2 separate regions of the Homo sapiens genome follow, and region 2 is linked to region 1. Evidence: read pairs that join two places in POLR2A ChIA-PET (ENCODE). Cell type or tissue: PC-9. All regions are shown on one strand. Each heading gives the region's core, and the rest is flanking DNA. Links, peaks and the distances in the headings are about the cores only.

What was found. ChIA-PET counts read pairs that join two places held together with the same protein. Peaks named below come from ENCODE experiments on the same cell type or tissue, not always from the same donor. Only the 100,000 strongest peaks of a DNase experiment are listed, where the experiment ranks them.
Region 2: POLR2A ChIA-PET joins it to region 1 with 7 read pairs; 2 of 35 experiments call an interaction of 5 or more read pairs at or near these places.

What each region holds. Positions count from the first base shown.
Region 1 is chr4:151,742,242-151,748,556 of GRCh38, reverse strand. All of the region lies in intron 2 of GATB (glutamyl-tRNA amidotransferase subunit B), which reads left to right. Among named protein-coding and RNA genes, the nearest start is that of GATB, 16 kb to the left of the region's middle. In PC-9, for the core only: no CTCF peak of the experiment used is centred there; a DNase peak (open chromatin) is centred at 3,686; H3K27ac peaks cover 3,089 bases.
Region 2 is chr4:151,523,484-151,529,798 of GRCh38, reverse strand. All of the region lies in intron 3 of FHIP1A (FHF complex subunit HOOK interacting protein 1A), which reads right to left. Among named protein-coding and RNA genes, the nearest start is that of FHIP1A, 120 kb to the right of the region's middle. RefSeq lists an enhancer at 4,748-5,312. In PC-9, for the core only: no CTCF peak of the experiment used is centred there; no DNase peak of the experiment used is centred there.

The DNA of each region.
Region 1 (6,315 bases), core at 663-5,662:
TTTTTATGGTTTTAGGTCTAACATTTAAGTCTTTAATCCATCTTGAATTAATTTTTGTATAAGGTGTAAAGAAGGGATCCAGTTTCAGCTTTCTACATATGGCTAGCCAGTTTTCCCAGCACCATTTGTTAAATAGGGAATCCTTTCCCGATTTCTTGTTTTTGTCAGTTTTGTCAAAGATCAGATAGTTGTAGATGTGGTATTATTTCTGAGGGCTCTGTTCTGTTCCATTGGTCTATATCTCTGTTTTGGTACCAGTACCATGCTGTTCTGGTTACTGTAGCCTTGTAGTATAGTTTGAAGTCAGGTAGTGTGATGCCTCTAGCTTTGTTCTTTTGGCTTAGGATTGACTTGGCAATGCGGGCTCTTTTTTGGTTCCATATGAACTTTAAAGTAGTTTTTTCCAGTTCTATGAAGAAAGTCATTAGTAGCTTGATGGGGATGGCATTGAATCTATAAATTACCTTGGGCAGTATGGCCATTTTCACAATATTGATTCTTCCTATCCATGAGCATGGAATGTTCTTCCATTTGTTTATGTCCTCTTTTATTTCATTGAGCAGTGATTTGTAGTTCTCCTTGAAGAGGTCCTTCACATCCCTTGATTTTTTTCATTTTGTAGCAGATATTGCTTCTTACATCTCACTCTGCTTTTGGGCACCGTTTTCTTCCTGTGTTGGTGGCTCTTGCTTTCCAGGTCTGTGGGTGATGAACTCTCTTAGTCTGTATGTGCCTCCAGCTGTTTCTGTTTCCCCCTCACTCTGGAATAGTAGTATAGAATTCCAACTTGACATTTATTTCCCGTTGGCACTTGAAGACATTTTTCCATTGTCCTTAGGCATCTGTAATTGCTGATGAGAAGTCTGCATCCCTTGTCAGTAATCTGTTGTGTCACTCTGATAGCTTTAGCCAGGATGTGTCCATATGTGAATTTGTTTTTATTTATTCTGCTCAGTGTGATTTTTAACTTAAGTACTGTACCCTGGACTATGGAGGTATCTCTATGGAATGAATTCCTGGTGGCCTCTGCCAGGGCCCATTGGGTTTTATTGAATGAACCGGTTTGTATGTTAATTTCTTGGCCCCCTAACTGCCACACAGCTTAGATAGTGCCAGCGTCAAGCTGCACACATCCAAGCCAGGCACAGGGTCAAGGGCTCAGATTTCTCAAGACTCTTTTTCACCTATGGCCTGAAGTAGCTGGCCTCCTCCACAGCAACCCCTCCAGTTGGTGGCAAAAGGTTTTCTAACTGGACTAGAATTTTTTGGCTCACAGCTTTATGCAGGAAGCCATCCCAGCTCCCTATCACATGGGCTCATGGCCTTGACTTCTGCCCCCAAGGTGCTTTAAAGCATTGACATCTGATGTCTCATCAGCCCAGTTAACAATAATAATGGTAGTAAAATCAACTACCATGTACCAAGTGCTTACCATGTGGCAGGCACTGTTCTAGGTGCTTTATATGTATTCACTTATTCTAACCTCATAACAACCCTACCTGCCGCAGTTGCTGTCCTTATCACAGTTAGAAAGTGAGTAGAAAATGTGTTGTCCTGTCTCTTGTGGTTACCCCTGGTGTCACATGGCTTTAAACTACCATTACTTCTGCGGCCCCAGGGGATTTTCTTGCTTGCTTTGAGCTTGGCTCTGGGCATGTACACATCTGTGTATTTGTAAATTTATATGTATATATAAATGTATGTGTGTATAAATAGAATACTTCATTTCTGCCTCCTGCCTCCATCTCCCTGTTCCCCAGCATGTCTGGAGCACACCTGCTGTCTTGACCAACCCCCTCCCCGTTCTGATTAGTAACCCTTATTCTGAATGTTTTTTAGGATCTTTTTATTTTCTTATTTTCCCTCAGTTTTAGGATTTTATGGAAGCCCATCATAAATCTTGAGGATGAAAAGGTCAGCCAGCCCATTTCACTGCTTATAGGCAGGATTACAGCTACACTAAGGACAGCATTCTTTGTTTTTATTAGTAGGGATTCAGCTTCACTCATTATTTGGACCTAGTAAAATCTCTTTACTGTGGTGCCAAGTCTTCCTTAATTTATTAAGTAATTATTCACCTATAGATCTATAGACAGGATCTTAGGTTGTTTGCTTAAAGTTAGTTATTTCCTATTTAACAATACCATTCCAATTTTTCTACTTGTAATACTTTGTATATGGTTGTGAAATGGGAAGAAAAATAAGAAAGAAAATATATTTGTTTGGTAAAATGTCATGGGCTTTACAAGTCTGTTTCATAATTGGCCAAGTAATATTTCCAGTAATGGTGAGATTTCAGCAAAGAATCAAGTTTGTTTGAAATTTATGCATGTGCAAACCCATGTTTACACATACACACACACTCACTTTTTGTCATCGGAAATGCTTGCCCTCTCCTGGTGTCAGTTCCCACGCAGGGGAAAGGGGAGAGGACACCGTTGCCTCTGCCGTAGCTGGCTGGTAGGAATGCTCAGTGTGGCACAGTAGATAACTCCTGATAATCAGGCTGCACTACAATTCATTTAATAAGAAATGAGAAGCTCTGCTCTTGTTTTGCTTGTCTGAAAGCTCTTATCTGTATGTAACATAGAACTCCCTAGCAACTGTGAATGCCTCTTGTCTCCAGAACTGGGGAAAAGACCATAAAAGCTGTTTTTCACACATGTATGCAAGAATATTCTCCTCTTTTCTCAGGATCAGCCTGTTTAAAAAAGCATTCAGGGCTTTCCATATCAAAGGTATTTAGAATTGGCCCTGGAAGCTATGGAATGAAAACAGGAATGTTGTTTACTACATTTTACAAAACTTTCTTTTATTCACAAGAGTGCATACTATTATTAGCCAGAATAAGGGGAATGAAGAGGGGAAGAAATATGATGTGAATAAATATGATGTGATGCCTGCCCTCTGGGAACTAACAAACAATGCAAATGCTGTGCTTTCTGCTAGAGATTCCTTCTGGAACATATGTATGCACATTGCAGCAGAAGGGGTCTTGCCTCCCTGAAGAAATAGTGATGTGAACGCTTTTCTAAAGTACTTTGGAATTAATTTATTTTTTAGATTCCTTATGACAGATTTCGTTCAAGCTAGGTAAATCTGCAGCATTCCGACTCTGAACATAGAAGATATTGGTGATAACTTTTGTTTTGAAGAACCTGCTAGATTTAGAAACCCTTGACTAGTCTAGGGAGCATCAGGCTTTCTGAAATGCTTTTCTGGCTCTTAATTCTAAACATAATTATAAAAGTTGTTTTTAACTCAAAATGTAGAAATGAAACAGAAATTGAAGATAGCATCATTAGGGAAAAGTCTTTAAATACGTACATTTATAATCAGATCTACATTTATCTCTCCGTCCATTCACACTTAGATGATGTTTAGCTATTTAAGAAGACAAAATGTGACCATTTTCTATGAAATTTCTTTCCATTTCAATGATTTGCTTTAATGTAATCTGAAAGATTTATAATTATGTTGTATACTCAGACTTGCTTCTTGCCAGTCACTCTGCAAATCACTTCTATAGTTATCCTCCATGCTTTTGAGAGTGAGGTGTTGCAGGGATTAGGTGTTTTGTATAGTGACCCTTGTCACCCTAAAGGAGGTATGTGTCTGTGAGCTCATACCCACAAATGTGGAATGTTCCTTTTCAGCTTTTACTCTGCTGATGGTCTAAACCTGCCTTATAACTTAGTTAACCGGATGTCTCCCATGAACTCAGTGACTCATGACAATGATGACTTTCATGTTCAGGAGGCAGCATGATCTCACCTCCCTCCCTGTGGGAAGCATTTGACTCCTTCCCTGCCATAGATCTTTTTCTAACTTTCAGTGGGTTCTTGAAAGCCTCTCTCTTCACAGCAATTTTCACTTCCCTACCTCTCTACCAGCTTTGCATGCAATATTCCCCACCTGAAACCTAACCATATTAATAATAATGCTTCTACTATTTTTATTTTTATTTTTTTTAGAGACAGGGCCCCACCATGTTGCTCAGGCTAGTTTCTAACTCCTGGGTTCAAGGAGTCCTCCTGCCTCCACCTCGCAAAGTGGGATTATAGGCATGAGCCACCATGCCTGGCCTCTACTTTCTATCAATATGTATTTGTTTCATACAGTTGACTGAACATCTTTTTATGTTTTATGTATGTTGTTTATAAGGATTTCTGTGTTTGATTATACGCTTCTAAAGAGCAATTCATGGATCTTTCTTGGGCTACTTGACAGTACCTTGCATAGAACATGTGTATAGCACCCCTTGTAAATATTTCCCTATATACTTGCATACACGTACATACACGTGCGTACACACACGAGGCATCCATATAAAAGGATTTTCCTGTCTAAAACCCTTTAGCTATTTTTTAAACTTCTTTATGGGTCTCTTGTCCTGGCTGAACATAAGACAACCTTTTCTTGATTACCCAAGCTTATCAGCAACATCAGTTATTGCTCAGTGTTATAATGGTGGCTTCAAGGTCTATTGAGGTGTGTAAAGCTTTTTGATCCTACAGTAAATGGCTAAAGATAGCCATTGTTTTTAGGTTTCATATTACAGTGTTTTTCCCTGCTTTTATGGTTATGTGTTCCTCACTGGGTTTTTAAAGCTGCTGTCAGTATATTTGGCTCTAGGAATCCCTTCTTGCTCATTTTTCACTTCTCAATGATTATTTCTGATTAGTTCACAAAGTCAGATTATCACTTTTGTAAATATAAATAAGAACAAAGCTCTGAGTAGAAACCTGTCCTACAAAAGAAAGTACATGGATGCTATGAAAGCTATTTAGCATCACCATGTGACAATAGAATAGGAAGAGGTCCTGAAAATCATTCAGTTCAGTCCTTTTAATTTACAGATGAGAGAACTGCTGTTGGGACTTACCCATGGTCACACAATTTCTTAACATTCCATTCAGATTAGAACCAAAGTTTCTCACTTCCAGTTCAGTGATTAGCTCTCAACCTGTTCCACTATAGTTGAAGTTGCTGGAAGTCAGATTTATGTAGGTGGCTATTATTTTACAGATATGTATATATGAGTATACATCCAAAAACATTAATCTCATTAACAGATGTGTGTGTAATATGTTTATAGATGTATGTCCACATGCTTATACACATACAGAGGCACTGACTACACAGCACTGATGCTGGTTGTATGCACCATGTGTTATGATGCCCTCTAGGTGTGAGATCTAAACCTAGGGAGAGAGCAAAGACAAGAATGTTGAGTCAGAAGAAGAAATGGATAAAGGAAATCTCACCTAATTAGCCTCCAATTCAGGGCCCTGTGCATCGGATTTCCCCAGACTCACCATGAAGAAAGCAGGCCTGTCTATGGGCAGCTCTTAGCTGTATGTTGATCACGATGCAAATAGCGGTCATGGGAAAATTCTTTTAGGATCTTTTCTCTAGGCTTCATTCTGGCCAGTTTTCTCTACACTGACTTCTAGTTCACTAATTTTCTTTATAATATTCACTCTTTTACATATCCATTGAGGTTTTTAGTTCACTAGATCTTTCAATTACAGAAATTCTGTTTTTCTCTTTTAAATTTCTCTAGCCTTTTGAAAATAACTTGTTCCTTTTTCATGTATTCAGTTCTTTATTTCTTTCATAATTTTACAGCTACTTATTTTATAGTCTGTATTCAGTAATTCCATTACCTGAAGTTCTTGGGTGATCTTATTATGCTTTTTGCTTGACTGCTGATTCTGGCTGGCAGTAGATGATTCTCTGGTGTATTTTGTAATTTTTTTATTATGAAGCCATATCTGACAGGGCTTTATTTGTGGGATCTTGTTGAGAGTGCATCTCTTTAAAGCACTTTTGCATTGGCTTTTGCCTGATGCTCCAGGTCTAAGCCAGGGCCATTTTCCATATTTACCTCTTAGCTTGGGGGCTTCTGGACCACAGAGTTAGTACATCTGACCCCAAGCCTGTCTGAGAGCAGACTATCAATTCTTAGGGCAGACTCCCATACCCCCTGTCCCATTGCCACCCACCAAAATCTATAATCTGGCTGAAACTTTATTAAGGTTGAAACCTTATAGAAGGGAGGGGATGAAACAAAGGCTGTGAATATGGGTGACTCAGAATGGAGCAGGGAAGGCACCTTTAACCTTTCTCTGGCCCCCTTGCCCTGTCCCATTAAGATATCCCTCCCAGCCGGGTGCGGTGGCTCACGCCTGTAATCCCAGCACTTTGGGAGGCCAAGGCAGGCGGATCACGAGGTCAGGAGATCGAGACCATCCTGGTTAACACGGTGAAATGCCGTCTCTACTAAAAATACAAGAAATTAGCCGGGTGCGA
Region 2 (6,315 bases), core at 628-5,627, 220 kb after region 1:
AAGTACTTAACCTCTTTTGGCTCCAATTTCCTCAGTTTCAAAATGGGGATAACCTCCATCCTTCTAGAATCTTATGGACACGAGTGTACTCTTCACCCCAGCTGTGATGCATTCCCTGCCCACAGCCCCCACAAAGGGCACAGGTTATGTTGCCAACCACTGCTCGGGGGCAGCCTTAGACATGATTTCCTGTACCAAAACATACACACACCATCAACCTGCTAGTCACAGGGAATGGAACCTGACAGAATGAGTGATGGGAACCTGATTTAGAAGCAAACAATCCCTAGGCTGGCCTTTAACCTATGATGTGCTCTAATGTCAGAGATAATCATGAATTAGCTCAGCCTTTCAAATTATCCTGGGGATTTGAACTAGGAGGTAAAGCTAGATGGCAGCAGGCAGCAAAGCAGGTAAATCTGAGACACAAGGGCAACTCAGAGAGTAGCAGGCTACAATAACGGCGGACTCCCAGAATGACAGTCCACAATCCCTCAGCCTTTTGATTCCAGCCTCTTAGGTGACTAGCTCTCCTCAGCCCTTGCCCTTCCTGAAGCCTAGCTATTCCTTTTTCCTAGGATCTAACAGTAAGCTTCCCACTACCTGAGGTCACAGGAGGGTATCTCTATTCTTTGCAACCAGAGATAAAGTAGGTGGGGAGCCTACACCCACCTGTGAAAGAGGCCATGAGGAGGCAGAAAGCCATTTACCAAGCTGCTTTGTTGGACTTCACTGAAAAGACCGGGAGGGAGAAATGACATGACCCATCTAACTGAGAAGGGCTCAAGATGCCTCTCACAGAGACAGGCTACCAGAGGAAGCAACCAGAGGGCAGGTGGAGGGTAGAACACCCCAGTTACAATAAGTATAGGATAACTTTAAGAAGTTCCATGAAGTGAAACACCAAATAAAGTCCAGAAGCTCTCATACTTTTGCCACAATTTGTAGCCTCAGCTGAAGGGGGGGAAAATATTATTCTAACACTTCTTAAGACTGAAACAAAGCCAAATGTTGCTGGTTTTCTCCTTGAGATAAGGTTCCATTAAGGAATGAAAAAAGAAAGACTATTCAACACCCTCCAAACAAAAACCAAACGACAACAGTGAAAAAACCTAAAAGCAAAGTTTCCCTCTGCTCCCCCATCCAAATACATAATTTAAAAAATGACAGTCAAAATAACAAGCAGTATCAATCCTGCAGGAGCCATTACATGAAGCCTTACCCAATGCTCACCTCCTCCTAGCCTGGCCTCCAATCCTATGCCAGCTTTTCTGGAGCACCTTTGGGGTCCCTTTCCATGTATCATTTATTTTATTACCTAGCTTCCAACCAAAATTTGTTCCACTTCGTGTTTTCTGGTTTAAATAAATGAGTTCTATATTTCGACAGAACGGACAATGGGTTTCAGCAGATACCCATGATGTACATTTCATAGCTATCTACTTCAGCGCCTTTCTCAAATTTGCATATAACAGAAAATTTGTTTACCATAGATTTTAAAGAGGCAGTAGAGGAGCACTACTGCATAAATCAAAGCTGGGAGTGAAACAGGGGTACTCTAACAGGCCAAGGCATAATTTATCCAGATTTATTTTTCGTCAGACCACTACTCAACTGGCCATGAAAATTACTGTTCCTATTAGCTCTTCCTTCAGTCACCAAAAGAACCAAGCAGCTGCTGTATTGACAAAGTATTCACTTCTCACAGAGGTGGGGAGAAGCAGAAAAACTCAGATCTGAAGCCACTGGCCTGGGTCCATTCAATAAGCTATGAGAAATACCTGAGATAACGCTTGGGCTTCTGTTTGGAGCTACACGGTTTTTATTCTACTCTCTCACTGTACAAAATTCAATACCTTCCTGGCATTGAGTGGCAATAGCCCAAGGTGATAAGCAGTGAATCACAACCAACTTCATTGAGTGGTTTTTTGCAGCCTATAAATAAAATCAGAATCTTTGAAGCTAGTAAACCTTGTGAGGTCTGAGTATCTCAAGGTTATTCATTTCTGAACCTCTCTGGAAAGAGTATAAACACAATCAAAAGAACTATGGTTTATGATTCACAGAATTTCTTCATGCACAGAAATTCACCTTTTAATTATCAGAGCATTATACTGAAGCATTGCAGACCTTTAACTTCTCAGCCCCTGTGTTACCAATAAAAATAATAACAATAATAAAGTCAATTTTCCAGCAGTTAAGAAGTACAAAGGTGCCCTCTCCCTCTCCCTCTCCCTCTCTCTCTCGCTCTCGCTCTCCCCACGGTCTCCCTCTCCCTCTCTTTAAACGGTCTCCCTCTGATGCCGAGCCGAAGCTGGACGGTACTGCTGCCATCTCGGCTCACTGCAACCTCCCTGCCTGATTCTCCTGCCTCAGCCTGCCGAGTGCCTGCGACTGCAGGTGTGCGCCGCCACGCCTGACTGGTTTTCATATTTTTTTGGTGGAGACGGGGTTTCGCTGTGTTGGCCGGGCTGGTCTCCAGCTCCTAACCGCGAGTGATCTGCCAGCCTCGGCCTCCCGAGGTGCCGGGATTGCAGACGGAGTCTCGTTCACTCAGTGCTCAATGGTGCCCAGGCTGGAGTGCAGTGGCGTGATCTCGGCTCGCTACAACCTCCACCTCCCAGCAGCCTGCCTTGGCCTCCCAGGGTGCCGAGATTGCAGCCTCTGCCCGGCCGCCACCCCGTCTGGGAAGTGAGGAGCGTCTCTGCCCGGCCGCCCATCGTCTGGGATGTGAGGAGCCCCTCTGCCTGGCTGCCCAGTCTGGAAAGTGAGGAGTGTCTCTGCCCGGCCGCCATCCCATCTAGGAAGTGAGGAGCACCTCTTCCCAGCCGCCATCCCATCTGGGAAGTGAGGAGCGTCTCTGCCCGGCCGCCCATTGTCTGAGATGTGGGGAGCGCCTCTGCCCTGCCGCCCCGTCCGGGATGTGAGGAGCGTCTCTGCCCGGCCGCCCCATCTGAGAGGTGAGGAGACCCTCTGCCCGGCAACCGCCCCGTCTGAGAAGTGAAGAGCCCCTCCGCCCGGCAGCCGCCCCATCTGAGAAGTGAGGAGCCCCTCCGCCCAGCAGCCGCCCCGTCTGGGAAGTGAGGAGCGTCTCCGCCCGGCAGCCACCTCGTCCGGGAGGGAGGAGGGGGGGTCAGCCCCCCGCCCGGCCAGCCGCCCCGTCCGGGAGGGAGGTGGGGGGATCAGCCCCTCGCCCGGCCAGCCGCCCCGTCCGGGAGGTGAGGGGCGCCTCTGCCCGGCCGCCCCTACTGGGAAGTGAGTAGCCCCTCTGCCTGGCCGGCCGCCCCGTCCGGGAGGGAGGTGGGGGGGTCAGCCCCCCGCCCGGCCAGCCGCCTCATCCGGGAGGGAGGTGGGGGGGTCAGCCCCCCGCCCGGCCAGCCACCCCGGTCCGGGAGGGAGGTGGGGGGGTCAGCCCCCCGCCCGGCCAGCCGCCTCGTCTGGGAGGTGAGGGGCGCCTCTGCCCGGCCGCCCCTACTGGGAAGTGAGGAGCTCCTCTGCCCGGCCACCACCCCGTCTGGGAGGTGTACCCAACAGCTCATTGAGAATGGGCCATGATGACAATGGCGGTTTTGTGGAATAGAAAGGGGGGAAGGGTGGGGAAGAGATTGAGAAATCGGATGGTTGCCGTGTCTGTGTGGAAAGAGGTAGACATGGGAGACTTTTCATTTTGTTCTGTACTATGAAAAATTCTTCTGCCTTGGGATCCTGTTGAACTGTGACCTTACCCCCAACCCTGTGCTATCTGAAACATGTGCTGTATCCACTCAGGGTTGAATGGATTAAGGGCGGTGCAAGATGTGCTTTGTTAAACAGATGCTTGAAGGCAGCATGCTCCTTAAGAGTCATCACCACTCCCTAATCTCAAGTACCCAGGGACACAAACACTGCGGAAGGCCGCAGGGTCCTCTGCCTAGGAAAACCAGAGACCTTTGTTCACTTGTTTAACTGCTGACCTTCCCTCCAATATTGTCCTGTGACCCTGCCAAATCCCCCTCTGCGAGAAACACCCAAGAATGATCAATAAAAAATTAAAAATGAAAAAAAAAAAAAAAGAAGTACAAAGGTGAGCAGCAAAACATTAGCTTCAGGAAAACACTACAGATCTAAATTGTTTTTAAAATGATTAAATTGATTAAATGGAAAGAATAAATGTAATTCCTCATTATGCCACAATGAAATTTCAAAACAGTTATTCAACAAATGGCAAACACCTCTTTAGAAATCTGGGTAATTTGAAGTGGGGATTTTCAATTTGTTGGGGGCATCTGCCAAGACCCCCTTCTCTGTCCCCCAATACTTCCAATTCAAGGATGAGATCTGGCACTGCCATTTTGGCATCAGATGAGCCTGGCTGCTCTACCTCCCACCTTTGCTGGGCAAAAAATGGGCTGAGTCAATCCGATTTTTCCTCTCAGGAATTGAAAATACAATTGGAAAATGCTCAATGTGTTTCTCAAGTTGCTTCAATAACTGAGACATAAACTCAGAAGCTATAGTGCAGCCTGGTTTAGCCATGTGGAGTGAAAGCCAGTTTAGTGAGAGAAAGAAAGAAAACAGAATAGGGTGCTGAGCTAGCATTCTAATTCCTGATGTAAAATCTTCCTTAGGCCCAGCTGAGCCTGAGTTCCATAACCTATTAGAATTCTTTCAGTAAATTTTCCTTTTTGTTTAATTTAGAAGATTTCTCTTAATTTCAGTCTATTTTAATCAGGGCTGGAGTCACATAAGTATGGGATGAGAGGTAAGCAATGCTAGAATGATCTTTCTGCAAGTGAAAATAAAATAAGATAATCATCAAAATTCAGAGCCAGAAAGCCCTTTGATCAAAAGAGATGGAGCTGACGCACCATTTGAGAATTTGATTCCTATTTCTGTCATGTATTTATTATAGTATCTTAGTTCAAAACCAAAGAGCCTCAAGTTTCTACATGTCGAACAGGCAACACTTCCTTTCCAAAGGCATTTCCTGCTGTCCTCCCTGCCCCCAACCATACTGATACTCAGCAGGTGTCTCTTGCATCTTCCCTCAAGTGTTAATTTGCTCATGTTTAGCTTCTTCTCAGAAGCCTACAATGGTTTCCAACTGCTTCATATGTCAAATTAAAACTGATAAAGTGCTTCAACCTTTAGTTCTGCATTATCTAACCACTGTTGTTACCCATTATGCCTAGTTCAGTCCTAGCATCAGCCCTCTGTTCACCACCCATGGCTACAAGACTCCCACTTTAAGTTGAGAGCACAGCAGCTGCTGGTGCCTCCTCTCAGAAATGGCACATGAAGAGTAAAGAAGAGGAATCTTGGAGTCTAGACACTTCGATACCAGTCCTGATTCTTTTATTAACCTGTCATCATTTAATTTCTACAGGCCTGACTTCTCTATAAAATGAAGATGCTGAGGTTTGACCACTGGATTTCAGCTTTTTTCCTGCCCCAAATCATCTAAGAGGGATGGCAAGGACACATGAAAGATTAAGTAACAACTTTTTTTTTTTTTTTTGAGACAGATTCTCACTCTGTCACCCAGGCTGGAGAGCAGTGGCACAATCTTGGCTCACTGCAACCTCCGCCTCCCGGGTTCAAGTGATTCTCCTGCCTCAGCCTCCCAAGTAGCTGGGATTACAGGCGCGTGCCACCACGCCCAGCTAATTTTTTGTAGAGACAGGGTTTCACTGTGTTAGCCAGGATGGTCTCGATCTCCTGACCTCATGATCTGCCCGCCTCGGTCTCCCAAAGTGCTGGGATTACAGGTGTGAGCCACCACGCCTGGCCAATAATAACATTTTTAAAAAACAGAACAAAATATGTCACATCAACTGAGTAAAAAAATAGCCAGAAAGACATTGCTGTTGGCTTGGATGGCATCACAGCAGAGGTAGAACTTGGCTAAACTATGAAGGAAAAGAAGGACATGGATCAATGGAAGGGCTGCACTTATGTCAATTAAGCTTTCATTTACTTTTGTGTTGGTTGTTCACAAATAGTATTAATAGATCATTGGAAGAAACATATATTAAGAGACTGGACTGGAAAGGAAGAAACTATTCTAAACACTTACCAAACACATATTGAGAAGGTTCTTGATAAGGCTAAGGATAGGGCTAAAGGAGAAACTCAAAGACAAATGGACATAATCCACCACAGTCTAACCTCTGAGGGCAAGGACCATATCTGCTTTGCTCACACTGTGCTCCCAACCCCTAAGAGCACCTTGCAACAAATAAATATTTGTTGAAAGAATACAAAAACATAGCCCCTACCTTTAAAAACTTATGATTGTTTAAAGAAAAAAAAACAGAGAACAAAAGAGAGTATGTT